2 separate regions of the Mus musculus genome follow, and region 2 is linked to region 1. The links are chromatin loops, found by intact Hi-C in ENCODE. Cell type or tissue: left cerebral cortex. All regions are shown on one strand. Links, peaks and the distances in the headings refer to the core of each region. The heading gives the core; the rest is flanking DNA. Region 1 overlaps Plxna2 (plexin A2). Region 2 overlaps Plxna2 (plexin A2).

Evidence for each region. Hi-C counts contacts between places; a loop is a spot of excess contacts. Peaks named below come from ENCODE experiments on the same cell type or tissue, not always from the same donor. Only the 100,000 strongest peaks of a DNase experiment are listed, where the experiment ranks them.
Region 2: a loop joins it to region 1, with 2.2 times the contacts of the local background. A loop is called at or near these places in 16 of 42 quality-filtered maps.

The regions. Positions count from the first base shown.
Region 1 is chr1:194,813,384-194,821,538 of GRCm38, reverse strand. Plxna2 (plexin A2) reads right to left here. Exons shown (of 32, transcript NM_008882.2): 32 at 4,670-8,155. Among named protein-coding and RNA genes, the nearest start is that of Mir3962, 4.5 kb to the left of the region's middle. In left cerebral cortex, for the core only: a CTCF peak has its summit at 4,456; a DNase peak (open chromatin) is centred at 4,465.
Region 2 is chr1:194,751,240-194,759,394 of GRCm38, reverse strand. It overlaps Plxna2 (plexin A2), which reads right to left. Exons shown (of 32, transcript NM_008882.2): 7 at 7,866-8,019; 8 at 7,246-7,342; 9 at 4,961-5,075. Among named protein-coding and RNA genes, the nearest start is that of Gm46202, 36 kb to the right of the region's middle. In left cerebral cortex, for the core only: no CTCF peak of the experiment used is centred there; DNase peaks (open chromatin) are centred at 2,747 and 3,171.

The DNA of each region.
Region 1 (8,155 bases), core at 3,375-5,874:
TTTGGACTGGGATATTGTGAGGACAAGATATAGTCTCCCAGTTTCAATGTTGAATACGTCAGGATTTGCCACCGTAGGATTTAGATTTAATAACGCTTACAAGATTATGATTTTAGTTGCTGTGCCCAACGATTGAATTACAGTAGTTTCTGAACTAAGTTTGCATTGTGTTTTCCTTCACATGGCACTTCATTCGTGTTCAAGAGAGAAAGGTACGGTGGCAAAGCAGGTTTGCCTGAGGTGCACCACAAAGGCTGTGGGGAATTTGAAGCATGGGGTTGGTGTGGTAGTGACCCACAAGTGGGAACTTAGCAAGTGGGTGGAGAGATTTCAGAGCACTGAATCAGAGTCTCCATGAGATAAAAACATGGTTGGCCATTGCCTGCTAGTGCATTGCCAGCCAGGCCGTGGGGCAGATAGTTGTCAGCACAAACATGGGAATGTGCCTAGTTCTTTTTAATATTTCCCGCAACAGTTAGGGTTTTACTTCTGTGAACAAATACCATGACCAAGGCAATTCTTACAAAGGACAATATTTAATTGGGCTGGTTTATAGGTTCAGAGATTCAGACCATTGTTATCAAGGCAGGAGCATGGCAGAGTCCAGGCAGGCATGGGGATGGAGGAGCAGAAAGTTCTACATCTGGTTCCAAAACAAACAAGAGAAGACTGGTTTTTAGGCAGCTAGGATGAGGGTCTTAAAGCCTGCACCTACAATGACACACTTCTGCCAATAAGGCCACACCTACTCCAACAACACCACACCTCCTAATAGTGCCACTCTCTGAGCCAAGCATATTCAAAACACCACACTTTCATCTCTTCCTTTTCCCTGGCTACTTTACAGTGTCCATCCTGCTGAGTTCCATGGCTGAGTGTGTGCTGAAGAATGCTTGCATATACAGTAAGGATAGAAAACAGAAGTAAAGGCCTGGTCAGGAGAAGGGAGGGGAAAGCATACTGTATAATAAAGAATTCTATGGAGTAGGTTACTTACTGTTCAAGACTGTGACTGAGATCACAAAAAAGCCAGAATTTAAAAAATATTCCACATTTATTGAATACTACTGATTATAATCTAATCTGTCATTTTGGTAAACAAATTGTGCACATAATTTTCTTCTTGTGTAATCACTGCGAACTGGTTACAGTTCCTTTTCTCCACTTGAAGTTGTTGTATATTCATATAACTTTATTAACATAATCCTCCCCATTCAGATTTTAATGGACTATACATGGCATTCAATAAGGGTGACAATCCATAGTTTAGTTGAAAGAAATATTAGGAGCTGTATTGAGTGGGCACGAGCAGACCAAAAGTGAAGAATTTTCTCATGGGGAGGGGAGTATTTTCTTTAAAATTTATTATTATTATTATTATTATTATTATTATTATTATTATTACCTTTTCTGGTTAGCCTCTAGTACAGGCATATAGAGTGCTCCAATATGGCACCCTCTGTGAATCTGGAGTTGAAGAAGACCTTCACAGAGGTTCAAGCCAAAGCTATTGATACTCAACAGAAGGTGAAACTTGCAGACATACAGATTGAACAGCTAAACAGAAAGAAAAAGCATGCACAATTTATGGACATGGAGATTATGACACTGGTAGATGAGACTAACGTATGAAGGTGTAGGAAGAATGTTTATTCTACAGTCCAAGGAAGTAATTAACAACCAACTGTTAGACAAACAGAAAATAGCAGAAAAAAATTAAAGATATGGAGCAGAAAAAGGTCTAACTGGAGTGAAACGTTAAGGAAGCTGAGGGAGAGATGCTGATGGCAAGAAGGGTACAGTGGGAGCTGCTGGGAAAGTTCTTCCCTTCTGACCCCTCCCATTCTGTCCAAGCAGGAGCTGTGCAGGGCACTATCCTCCCTCTGCCCAGCAGCCACATATCTCTATCACACTGAACCCCTTCAGGTCCCAACTGAATGTCTGCCATCCTTGCCCATGATAATCTTCTTTCCTGGGTCAAACCAGGAGCTCTCAACAAAGGGAAGACTGGAGACAGATGGAGAAAACTGGCCAAGTCTGTCACTAGGCATGTGGATTAGACCAGGTTAGACCAATAAAAAGCTATGTCTTACTCTAAAAAAATTATTATTATTTATTTTTGTTTTGTTGGTATGTATGTATATGACATGTGTATATAAACACATGTGTGCCAAGTCACACACGAAGATCAGAAAAAAGAGGCTTGTGTGGCAAGTGGTTTGGTTTGGTTTTTGGTTTTTTTTTTTTTTTGGTTGTTTTGTTTTGTTTTTTAACTTGATGAATTATCTTACAGGTTCCAGTGTTTTAAAAAATAATATTACAGTCTTAAAAAATTACCAAATCTATTAAAAGAATGGAGGCAATTTTAGGCAAGCTTTTCATTACATTTAAAATCCATGATGCATTTTAATAGCTTTGAGATAGCTATTCTCTCTTAGATCTTCTAGAGATCTAGAATTGTTGGTGCACAGATTTACAAACTTGAAAAGTAAGTGAAGTACTCAGAAAATGACAGATATAATTTATGTAGTCATTAAACTGGACACTTGAAGGAACTAGCTCCAGGAAAAGAATTCAGCCTAGAAATTGCCCTTTCCTCCTGGAGAGTTTGATCCTGCAGTTGTTTGTGGTTTTATCTGTCTTCTGAAATACTCACAAAGCTGTAAATATTGTAAGACAATTTGCTTTAAGAGACCTGGGTTTAGGTGATATGGGAAATAGAATAGTACAAATGGCTGTTCTTAGAATCTTTCTTTGAAGAAGACAGAGCCCATGCTAGGGATTGAGGCACACCAGCTCTGACCTGACTTTAGTTTTTGTTTTGGTTTACTTTGTCTTTTTTTCAGGATGCTTTTGACACAGATGAGAAGGAACTGTGTCATCTTGGGGTACTGAGGCTAGAGTTTTGCAGCTGTGAAGTGTTAAATACTAAGTAATATTAAATGTTTTAGGATTGTTATTTCTTGCTGAGCCTTCAATTATCTTCATTGTAAACACCATTTTAATGCTGACTATGAATGATTTAAATTTATGAGTAGGAAGTCTTTTTACAGAACCTGCCTTTATGCCTGACATCCTTGAACGAGAAACTGTCCTGAAATAGGCCCTTTAAGGGCAACTGGACAAACTGACTTCACGGAACTCCACTAGCTTTGGACACATTAAAATCACTCTGAAAAAAACTATAACTACAGCTGAAAATGAGTTCTAGCCATTGAGACCTGGGTTTAGGTGCAAGGTCAGTCCATGAGCAGGCAGTAACAGAAGCCGGTGTTAGCTCACCAGGGCTACTGTATTGTGTGTCACACCTTCATAGACATGGTGGACAGCAGAGGATGACAAAATGGGGATATGCCCTTCAGACAAGCTATGGTATTGAACACAGTGCACACTGTTTCCACTCAGGCCTCGGCACTGTACTGTCCTTTCATTTCAGGGGAGGAGAGGGGGAGTGAGAGATGAATGCACAGGAATACAAATACATAAAAAGCACTACCAGTTGCTGAGTACTGGGTAGAAAATCTCAAGAATTATTTCTTTGAGCCTGTTGAGGTGGTATATACCTAAAATCCCAGTACTCCCTGGCTGTATGTATGTATGCGTGTGTATATATATATATATATATATATATATATATATATATATATATATATGTGTGTGTGTGTGTGTGTGTGTGTGTGTATGTATATATATATATATATATATATATATATATATATATGAATATCTATATACTAAAATGCTCTCGTTTCCAAAATTCTGTTTAATGAGTACTAGGGTTCTTTATGTGTGTTGGATGTTCAAAGTCAGGGATACCCTGCTTCTCAGAAAGTCCTTCTGGTCCTGTTTTCTAATAGAAAAGGATGAGAAACTCCTGAGTACACTTGGCTGGGACAGGTTCTTGAGTCATTCTCATCTAATGTATCTCACCAGTAAGAGAGTGAAAATGTCACACATCACCGAACTGCAGGATAAAAACAGGAAAATAAGGGTAAAGGGAGGGTCATATCACCCTCAGTTTAGAGGGAGTTTGAAGATTTCTTCTCTTCAGGCTCATTACAGAACAGTGGAAGTTCTCCTGCTTCTAAGATCCATTTTTTTTTTCTGTTCACAACTCCCCAATCAGGGGCTGTCTTCATATTCCTCCCCTGGGCTGGATCTAAAAGTACTCACCATCTGGCATCTTTCACTTTATTCACTTTTAATTTCTGAAGCAAATATGAACACCACTATCTATCTCAATGCTTAACGGAAAGTCTCCCTCAGAATCATCCTAAGCAGTAGGAGCAAGGGCCAGGCTTCTCTCATTCACATTTCATCCTAGCACTTAATCCATGAGTGAGTGTTGTTTTTGGAAGGGCTGGTCCTGGGGAGAGAGGTGACACTAGTCTAAGAACTCACTCTGGAAAGGAGCCTATAGCCTCCCCAGAGGCAAGCTGTATTCTGAAGTCCTGGGGCTAGAGGGCAGTGTTCATCCACTGACATGCCTGGAGCAGGCAGTGTATGCACGTGTGTGATGAAGATGGCTAGACATGAATAAGCTCTGGCTCCACAGTTTTCTCAGATTCATTCACAGCAACTCAGTTGCTCTTTCTGACTATCTGCTTCTTGTATAGACCCCAAAATTATTCTATACCCATGTGGCCAAATAACTGTGCTTATATGAAGATTTAAGATTTTTTTTTAATCCAGTAATCTTTATTTATATATAACAACAGTACAAATTGTGTCCTTGGCTTGCAAAATAGGAGTTTCATATTTACAATAGGTACATGATAATATATTAGATAACAAAACCCCGCTTTATTGGAACATTTTAAATACTTCATTTTCTTATTATTTCATAACACCTGTAAAAACAACAAAACCAGACAACCAGCATTGTACTTTCTTAAAAATAGATATAATACAGATTCCAGTGTGTCATGGGGAAAGGTCTGAGTAGGAGAGGATGAGGAGAGGCAGCTTGGCTCAAGGCCTTCATGTGCCTGCATAAAGAGCTTGTCCCTTTCTCTCCCATACATTCAGGAACTTTGGTCCTGTTTGGTGGGGACCACACTTCTTTATGCGTGGATGTCAAAATGGAGACCAAGCGTGTCAAAATGATGACCTTGACTGAGTCTCAAAGAAGCTTCTTACTGCCTTCTCTGTGTTCCTAGGGACAGAGGCAGGGAGGAGGCAGCTCAGTCTGGGGAGATGGTATGGGAGAGGAGAGTGAGTTGTGAGCCTGTGCAAGGCAGGAGACTCTCTATTTTGTTTATTGTGTTGAGGCCTGTCTGACAGGCATTGGCCTTGCTTGTCTCTTGTAACATTCCCTAGACTAGCTAGAAAGTACCAAGAGAATTTTACTTTTTATTATAAGTGTCACTGGGCCTTAGATACTAAATCTTCACTCTAGGGAATGAGTAGAAAAGATAGAAGGAAAAGAGATATGGAGTATGAAACAGATGCCACTATTCTATGAGCACATTCCTAAGACAAGGCATCAGGAGGACCTGACCACCTCTTCCAGCCTTCTTCCCACCATAAGATCTGCCCCATGCCCTAGGTCCCTGAAGCCACTTTGCATTTCCTCACCCTCCTGGCCCTCTGTATCTCAATTCTTCACTGTCTTTGTCGAGGATTCAGGGCTCTTAGCTGTGACACAATGTGGTTGGAAAGGGTCCTTTTTGAGTAACTGCCAGCTTAGTATTGCCAGGCAGCAGGTGAGATTACAGATTTGGCAGTTGTGCAGTGTCTGAGAACTGGATAGCTAGAGGCTTCCAGCAGTCTCTGCTTGTTGTATCAGGACTGCTAGCAGCCTCCTCTGCTTTTATCTCATGTGCAGCAGGCCCAGGGGCCTTAACTGCTAATTTCTATTTTCATCCTGGTAGAACTGAAGGAAGGTCAGGAGCATAAGCAGCAAGGTTGTGCTGACTAAAGAGGTGGTAGCAGTGTGTGTGTGGGGGGGGGGGTCAGCCTTCTTCCTTAATGACACCCCATTTTCTATGCACCTAGTGTTTTCTGCTGGGGAGGGTGGGAAAACCATCCTGCTGCTATATTGGTGGTAGGTCTAGCAGCTTGGAGAATCTGCATTTGCTGAAAGAAGGACCTTTGAGGTCTTATTCACCCTGGTCTGTAGGACCTTTAAGAACTTGGCAGACGATTAGTACTTAGGATTGTTCTCCAAATGAATGAGTGAAGGACACAGTTCCCTCTTTCGGTATGATCACAGTGTGCCCATGAGTTCAATGACTGCACTCTATAAAGAAAGAGGGATCAGAAGTAATTTTGAGATTCAAACCACAGAAAGAGGTAGAACATCAGACACAGAAGTGCCTGATCCACACAGAAGGCAAGAGGTGTTGTTCAGTTGAGGGATAAATCTTAATACAGTCCTCTAGAACTCTGTCTTGCCAAACCCTCTGCAGTCCTATTCCTTTCCTAGAGAATTGCCTTTTGTGTAGATCAATGAAATAAAGTAAAGCTAGGTAGGTTTAAGAGAGAATTCATGCCTCCCCAAAGATAAATGGCTTTTTGAGGGGAAGGGTGGTAGCTTTAACTTTTTTTTTCTTTTTAAACAAAAGGCCAAAATATCTTCAAGTTGGATAACAGCAAGAACAGTGACCAATCAACTTTCTCTCCTCTCCACCAGGGAGTAGACTATCAGTGACTAGTAAACTAAAGCAAAGAACTGGTGGAATGATAGGTAGAAAGCTAAAATGAGAGCAAGACTCTACAATAACTCACCCTCCTGGCATGGCATGGCCTCTCTCTAGCTGAATTTTCCTCCTTAGTTTTTCTATAATTGTGCCCCTTGGCCACTCTTCTTTTTCAGCCCAAGTTGTCCAACTCATGGAATCCTTAGCAAAGTGTCTAGACTATCTTTCAGGTTGGCCCTTCTCCCTTCATCTACATTCTTTGATTTGCTCTCTTCCCATCATTCTCTCCATACTCTCCAAACATCTTCAGTGAAGCATGCCAGAGGCAGTGAACGGGTACCATAAGTGGCTGCTGGGATATACCAGGTAGGCACACTGAAAAGGGTGTGGGTAAGATACTGTTGAAAGGGATGTAAAACATTTTCTTTTTTTTTTACTTCTTGATGAACAGCACTCTCGACATCAGCCTGAGCAGTAGCAGCTGCTCAGAAAGTCTTTAACGGTGCTGAGATGGAAAAAAAGGCGAGCCAGAGTTATCCTGTCTTCTGTTCCTATTCTTGTTTTGACTATATCATTTCTTTCATTTTCAAAATTCTAAGTTCTAAGATGATAAGCTTTGGGTGATATGAGGAGCAAACACTTTGGCTTGGTGTGAAAGGCCAGTCATTAGTTTTTTTTTTTTTCCAGGATATTAATATGGCCCCGAAAACTTTAACATGAGTAGATTATCAGAAGAAAAGTGGCCTTGGCATGGCTGGTTGTGAATCATCATAAAATCAGCAAGTTTCCTGAGTATTTTGCTGAATGCTTTTCTCTCTCCACTTGTCAGTTGCATTCAGGCAAGAAACAAGCTGAACAGCCCAGACAGCTTCAGCTATATGTGAGACAGCTATCTGAAGATATATACATTCCATGGAAGCCGCCTTCTTGGCTTTTCTTCTTTGCCCTGTGCAGGCAGTCAGATCTGGTGAGCAGAATCTCAGATACTGGAATCAACTGGAAAAATCAGCTGAGGCCTGAGTTAATTGTGAAGGAAGTAACCCAGGGCCAGTCTCTGTTGGGATAGTTAGCTCCATTTCCCAGCCCCATTTTCCAGTCTGGCATTCCTGACCCCTTAAAAAACAGATTTATGCCTTCTTAGGGGACATATGTTCACCATTCCCTCATGCCCACCCTTTGTCATCCTCTTGTCCTCCTCCCTAGAAACAGATGCTAATTGCAAAGCTGTTGGAGTTGGCTGCTAGGGGTCATCCCAAGGCAGGAGGACTAAATTCCCTGAGGGCTTACCAGTTGAATTTCTTGTCCTGCTACAACAGAGCTTGCCTCTGGGCCCAAGGATGGAGCCTTGGCCTCTGCTTGGAAGCTATACTCAGGAAGGCTGGCCATCTATGGCATTAGGTATCAGGAGACAGAGGGACGAACAGGTGCCTTCTCAGAAGTAATACACTTTCACATCCATGGTTTCATGACAGACAGAGATGATGGTCATTTCTACTGAGGCAAACGCAGATGCC
Region 2 (8,155 bases), core at 2,168-4,667, 61 kb after region 1:
CACTGACATAGAGTGATAGGTTCTAAGTCACCTAGAGACCATTTAAGGTAGAAGACAAGCTGTGTATGCTTTTATGAAAATATCACACTGTTTAAAGAGAAGGAACGTGGAATCTGTAAAGGTTCTGGAACCAGTCCCTGTCCTCTATGGCTGTGGAATGATAACTGAATATGCTCATATGTGCCAATGAGCATCCATCTTAGAGAATGGCAAGTCATGGGCAGGAGTTGTTCATGAGTCATATATTTTCGAAGAACAGTCTAGAATTTTAGAAAACTGTGCTCTTTTAGGTTTTTACAAACTAGTTTTATAGATGATGAATAGGCTCTTCCCTAATGCCTAAACCTGCTCAAGACTGACCTAGTAGCAAGAAGACGCATTGGACATTGTTTATTTGGCAGTGGCTCTGGGTCCACATAATAAAGGACTTTTCTTCTATTCCCAGTGTAAAGGAAAGAAGTGGTTGGTGTTCCAAGTTCACAATCTGCATCTTTGGAAGCAGATCAGATTCACACCTGGTCTGTGAGATGGATCCATGAGGTCACGAGTGAAGGACAGGAGTTTGGATAGAAATAGCCTTGGTGAGACAAAGGGCAGAGTCAGAAGAACTGACAGCCAAGAACTCTCAGGGTTGCTGGAAAGTCAATACAGCTGGGGCTTGGAAAGGTAATAGATCCCATCTAAAGCCATTCCTATGCCACTTGGTTTTACACACACACACACACACACACACACACACACACGCAAAATCATGGGATGAAATGAGACAGTGAAAGAGGAAGGGAGAGGAAAATGGAGAGGGAGGAGGAAAGCAAGGAGAGAGGGAAGTTGATCAAAGTTGATCAAATACTGCAGATTTCCCAACAAAAACCTTAGGTCGTTTTATCTCCTCTTAATACTCCACATTGCAGTCAACCATCTTCAGCAGGTGTTTCAGTTTAAATGTAGGTGATCAGATGTGTGAGAACACCCCAGGGCCCTGTAAGAGCCAGGGAGACTGCCTTGATGCCCATTCACTTTAGTTGGGATTCCCCTAATTCAGTGCGGAGGACTTGTTGGTCCTCTAAAGGACTTCTTCCATGTGGAAATGGCATTATCTTCACCCACTGGACTTCAAAGAGTGAGAGCAGCTAGCTTCCTGGTAAGCTAATCGGATTTATTTGGTTCTCTCTTCCCCTTGGGATGGGTGTAAAAAAGATATTTATGTATCTACATCTCGCTAGGCCTGTGTCAGCTGCGGGGGGAGATGAGCCTTCAAGGCTAGCAGCAGTACATATTCCTGTATACTACCTGCTAACACCATATTGCTGGGAAATAGCCTGTCAAAAAGCTAAGGGGCTCTGAGGGAGGGCGTAGAGAAGATGAAGCTCAGCACCTTCAAAGAGATTGAGAGATGGTCTGGATGAAGTTCTGCTTTTTCATGTACAAAATGGAGTCAGCCATATCTGACAACTAGATTAACAAAGGAGGGATATGCAATGATTGTGTGGTAACAAGCTGTTTTAACAAAGGTTAATATGATTGTTGTGTATTTCTTGGGTAGGTACAAATGTAGCAGAGTCAGGAAATTTAAGCTTATTCAAAACCACTTTGGCTGAGTTCTCACATCCTTATTTCTTTGACCAACAATCAGGAATATTCATCCTCAATTCTGTCTGTCACAAAATCAGCTTAATAATAGTGAAGACTAAAAGAAATTTATTCACAAACAAGGTAACATACACATGAAAATATGCAGTAGATGTAAGCTAGTGTACTCCTATTGCAGAATTGCATGTGCTTTGGCCCAGCTTGTCAGTTTTTCCTTGTCAGGCTTAAGCATGGATTTGGCTTAGCAGCTTCTGGAAGGATGTGGGTAGATGAACCTTTGAAGTATAGTCCTTCTGACTCTTTTATGGGAAGTATCTTTGGAGATAGATTTGTGGTGGTCTGGCCACAACTGAGCTTTCATGACCAATAGCAAGACTTCAGACCAAAGCCATGCCTACAAGCATAACCATGGCCACAGAGACCAATATGCTCACAGGTCCCAATTATCTGAGAGAGCAAATAAATCAGATTTTCCTGGATGCTTAATTTCCCTTAGCTCTGGGAAATATCTCCAAGCTGTTGGCCTCTTGGTTACTATAGATGTCAAATAAGAGTTAAGTGAAACTGCATTCAGTTTAGAGAGTCAACTGAAATGCCATCTGTCAGTGGTTCTCATTCTTTAGCTTCATCTGGGATAACACCCATGAACTTGAATTTCTAGCAAGTTTGCAGGTGATGCTGATGGCACAGTCCTGGGAAGGCACACTGAGAACTGTGCCACAGGTGCAGAACTATGAACACATGAGGCGTGACTGTTGCAGTGTTGCTAATCGGTGGTGCTAATTGGCGGTGCTAATCAGTGATACATTGCCTCTACCAAGTATACAGGCATGAAATTTTGATTCAAAGTTGGAGGAGGGGCTTGAAGGAACTGGTAAAAAGATATCCTAGTAACCCTAGAAAGATATCTAAGGGATTTACAGTCTCTAAAACAACTTTACCCAAACTGTGCACAAGCAATTTTGTTATTCTTTGAACTTTGGGGAATGAGGTTCCCTAAAGCAGAGCTTTGAATAGAAAAAAAAATATGAGCCTGTAAGCCACTGACTAAGAAGAAATGTGTTGTCAGCTGTGGCTAAAAGATTCAGTTGTATTTTAGGACTTTGAGAAAGAGGCCCTAGCCACTGTGCTAGGAAACTACACTCCACTTCCTTTGCTGAGTCAAGCCAGCAGCTGGATGGATTCTGGGCTTCGCTCACAGATTCCATTTAGTTCTAGTGTTGTGCCAACAGCCAGCATGCAATGAGGGCAAGAGAGCATCTGCCCTCTGATGGGGACATGGGGAGAAGATGGAGAGAAGAGGTCAAGGCACCCAAGACATGGATACTAAAAAATGAAAGTTAGATTGAGCAGGAGACGTAAGTCTGCTTTTGCCCCCAAGGTCTTTTGCTGATCATTTAATCATGAGTAGCAGGGAAGCAGTTCTCTGGACTTTCAAATCTCCCACTTGCTACTCAAGAGGAACTATGCTTCAGTGAAGGGGTGAAGGGGGCTGGGCCTGCTTCAAATTATTCTTCTGGGGCTCAGTCCTCAGGCCTCCCCACCATAGTTTATTTGTCTTGCTCCCTATGACAATCTGCTTGCCCTTGCTCCAGCTGCAGGTCATCCTCAGTCTTGGCTCTGGATTTCTATCTGCCTGAAAGGGCAGCCTCCAGAGACAGAGTTGCTCTTTGTCCTGATTTGCACCAGTTTCTTCCTGGGTTCCAGCTTTCCTCTTCCAGTGTATGAAGGAACTTCATAACTTCAGTAGCCACAGTGAAGGTTGCTTTCTGAAGACAGTGATTACTAACCTTCCACTGCCTAGCCCTTAAGCTCTTCTGTAGTGGCTTGCTCCCCATGGCCATTCTTTCATTGGCTCCTAGGCTGTGTTAGCTCCTGCTCCAAACCTTCTGCACTTAAGCCCCTATCCCAAGAAGGCTGGCTTCAAACTCCTGCAGAATCTCAGACCTGGAATGAATTCCCAGGATCCATTAAGATCAATGTAGCATTTTGGCATGCCCAATGACTAAGAAAAGAATCTAGATTGTCCCAGGGACTGGATATCTGGCTCTATTATTTTGAGGCAGGTGTGGGTGGGCCTGTCTTAAATACTAGTTGTGGTGTCATCTATCTGTTCCTTTCAATTCAGACAGACTACTTGTACTTTAAAAACCTTGTATAATACAGATCATTTCAGAAAGGGTGAGCTGTTGAGTGTCAGGTATATCTGTTTCCAAACACTTCAAGGTCTACTTTATGGTTAGCCATACAAACAACCAGCACAACTGTAAAAATTGGGAGAACCAAGAAATTCATTTTAGAATACCATTGACGAGTAGCAGTCCCCATTACTTACACTTAGGTACAGAGGTCATTCACTGTTCACCATTTTCCCCATGTGTGCATTCTACAAACATTCACTGATAAAGGATTAGGACTTAAAAATAAGACGTGGCCTTTGCTTTAAGCAGCTTCTAGTTCAGTGCAGGAGGGAAATATACCTAGAAAGGCTACAGTAGTATATGAGAATTTCACAGTCACTCCTTAATATCTGCAAGTTTTTCTAAAATACTGAAAAAAGTGTGTGTGTGGGTGGTGGTGGTGGTGGTGTGAGTTGTGTGTACAAGGTACTAATTGTCTAGTTCTAATTGGCTGCCCCTGGGCACGAAAAAATAGACAAAAGAATGGGAAATTGAGAAGCAGGCTTCATGGAGCTGAGGCATATTCAGGAATGTGAGAGACACAAGCTTTGTGAATAATTGGTATTAAGTGGAATATTCACAGCAAAGATGAACATGATATTTTACTGTATCAATGACAAAGGCAGGTCAGACTTTAGGGAAGGAGCTTCAACTAGATAATATAATAGGACTTTTGGCAATGCTCGGTGCTTTTTGCTAGCTGGATTTCTTTCTGTCTCCAAGGCCACCCACCCAGTAATACATCAGAGTCAAAGAATCATTGAATTTTAGAGTTGGATGAAAAGTTGGCATGAAAAAATGGTTGAGAGTGAATGTTCTATTGAAGCACAGTAAGTCTACAGCCAAGCAAAGAGCTAGGCTCAAAGAATAGATAGCATTCATTACAGTCTCTCAGAGCATGGAGTCTATTTGTTGGGTATGCTTCCTCCGAGCTTTTAGTTTCAAGTAGCAATCACCTTTACACTCTTGAATACAGTCTTAGTAGTCTAGCAGTTTTAGCCTCTTTTGGGGGCCTTCTGTTGCTACTTTATTGGACCTTATAGTATCATTTATTTATAACATGCAGAATCTCTGATAAGGTGACCAAAATAGGACAGGACAAGAGATGGTTAAGCCACTGGACAGACCATTTAGGATGCAAGGAGACTGCTTTTGGGGGAATGTTGTCATGCCACAGAGAATGTTCTTACCTCTGAAACATTGATCCTGCCTTCCTGGAAGGAACAGGTAGTGGGGTCATGTGTGCAGAGGTTACGGTACTTGCACCAATGGCAGCGGAAGGCGCTGTTAACACAGGACAGGCACCTGCAAGGAGAGAATAAGAGGGCCTGTCATAAAGGAAGGCTGTTATCTTTACATTTTCATCTCACTCTTGGGAAGGTAAACTAGGGGACCATCTAGTGCTGAAAATGTGGATTCTGCATCTGAGATGTTCATGGGGCCAGAAACTTAGCAATAAACTGGAACAACAGTGGGAATACTTTAACCTACAAAACAGTAGTGTGCTGGTTTATATTTTCAGGAATTTTGCAAGCTAGAATTTTACTCTAATGGACTGAAATTGACTATGGTCGAAGCATTGAAACCATGGAAATTGGTAAATACTATAAATTAAATTTCTAAAACTCTTATTGCTGGTAGTTAATGCCAGTATACTATGAGTTATCAGTCAGAGCAGCTAGCTGAAAAAGCAGAGAGGCAGAGTTCAGGCAGATCTGGTATTATGGATTCTGCTGCCAGCTCTGATGGCAACCTGAGTAAGTCACTCACTCTGTGCATTGACGTTTCTTCATCAGTCTGTTCCAAAACATTCCTGTGTGGTCCTCAGGGTTGTTTGGTGTTGTGAGATAATATATGGGAAATGTTTGTTTGTTTTTTCAAAAGAATGTTAAATGTGATCATTATTTCCAAGAAGTTAAATCACCTATTATTTCAACAACTTGAATAACATTTGACTATTAGCAATTTGGTTCCCAACACTCATGGTTTCTATATTGTGTTACATTCTTGAATGGTAACTTTGCCCCTTATCACTAATGGCCCTAGCATGGAGAAATAACCAATACCTATGGCGTATATGCTCTTCCCAAAGAGAGCACTCCTTTCTTTTTGAGATCATCTGGAGGCTCTGTGTGTGTGCAGACCACTGTGATAGAAATGTACTGAGAGTTCTGGTCTTCCTCTTCCTCAGTTTCTGTATTCAGAATTATACTAAGCTGTTATGAACAGAAATAAGTCTGCAATCTGGCGCCACCTGGTGGGGTTCTTATTAAGTCTGGGTGGTAGGGACTATAGTCCATTCAGGGGTCTCAGGCTAGTAAGACCAAGGAAGAGGTGACTGTGCCCATACACACCCTAGAAAGGACTTTTTTCTAGCCATGCACACCCAAGGTCAGTCATGTTCTAAAATCACTTTGTTTCTTGAGTTTGAGTCAATGCTATTTCATGTACTCCATCACTAATAGATTTTTGAGAATATATATGATTCAACAAGAAGAACACGAATATAGTCTAGGTTAAAAGAAATGGTATTTGTTGGTTTCTAACCTGAGTCTTCTACTGTCTGATTTTATCACTTTCACTGGAACACTTACTGTTTAAGGGTCTCAGCTTACCATACTAAAAAGGAGGGGAACTGAACTTGATACTGTGACATTTAATAGAATGCCAGGAGTAGAGAAGGGTAAGATATGTTGAGAAATAAAATAGAATCCTGGCTGTCAAGGAAACTCTGCTAAAACTTGCTGCCTGTGACAGACAGCATCTTCCTTGATATAGAAATACATCACTGAATGTGGTGACTTCACACTGGATTGCTATCTCACAAACAATAGATTCTGTTACCACTGTCTTAGATTATGAAGGCTGACAGGTCCTCACTCAAAAAAGTCTGTAATACCCAAGCTGGGTTATCTGGGGGCTAAAATTTAGTGGGTTAGTGGTCATTTTTATCTAGTTCTGTTTCAGTCTCCTTGCCCTGCCTTAGTTGCCTCTAGCCATTTTCCACCTTTTGTTCCTTTTGTTCTGTCCTGCTCATAACATATATTAAGGAGGGATATGTTGCACACTGAAGTTAAAACCTCTTTGGCCTCTTCCAGCACAGGCCTTCTCATTGGATACTGAGAAAGGCTGCTTCTTAAACCTGTTCTCCTTTGTGTGCATAGCAGACTCTTTCACACCCACTGCAATCCCTGCCTTCAAAGCCACTGCCAAGTGACTGAAGTGAAGGCCTCTTTTTACAGCTTCTAGGTCAGGACCCTCTTCTTACCATCCTTGCTTCAGATGGTATACTAGGGTGGGGCCAAAGAAATGAAATTAGGGGCTGAGATGAATGACTGCCATTTAAATTAACATGTGCCAGCCCTGATAGAGAGACTTCAATGTTACTACTGAACAAGTCTTGCCCTAGAAGGAAGAAGTAGAACCCCATACCCACATCCAGACCCAGACAAGTCTCCTTTTGAAGCATGCTTACAGTTGGTGGGCACTGCAGTTATAGAACTTGAATTCGGTGCTGACAAAGATCTTTCCTGTCTCTTTGGATCTCAGCTGCAGCTCTAGGCCAAACCAGTCTGCAAGAAAAGACAGAGTGAGAGAACCTGGGGCCCACTGAACACCCTGAGGGGAAGGCCATGTCATAGAGCCACCTAGGAGCACAGATGGTAGAGAAAGCCTGCCCGAACCTATTTTTCTCCCAGAGAATCTCAGTCTGTCCCTCAATAATAGATTCCCTGAGTTCCTTGGCTTAGTTAGGCATGATCAATTACTGAGAGAATTTCAGAATATTATCTCAAGAATCATTCAAACCAAGTTCTGTGGAGAAAGCTCAAAGCAATCTATTGCCCAAATCCCACCTGTTTCTAGAAAGGACAGGAAATGGGCACAGTTCACATTATACATTTTCAGCCTAGGAAGAATGAACATTTTCCTCCTTTAATCTCACCTTGGGCATAGCTATGTGTTTTCAAACTCAAACAAGATGCATAAACCATTATTAGCATCTGGTATGTAAATATTGGTCAGGTAGCTTCATGTCTATATTTGTGACTCCTAAGCTCACCATGGCACCCATGGCTCTTTTGACATAATCCTTACCTTGATCCAGAGGGATGACAGGGACATCCTTGGGTCCAGGTGAGATGCAGATGACTTGACTCCCAGATACCTGTCCCTCCACCTCAGTCAGATTCCCAAAGGCACAAGCAATACCTTCAGAGAGGTTGGGAGCATCATTCACAACCAGGCTGAGCTGTGGGAGAAGCAAGGACTCAGGAGAACAAGGAACCAGGCAAGGTTCCCTGTCGGAACCTATTGCTCAGGAACCTCCCTGATACAAAGAAGGGCACTGGTCTAATGATCTTCCATCTCTGACACTAAACAATTAG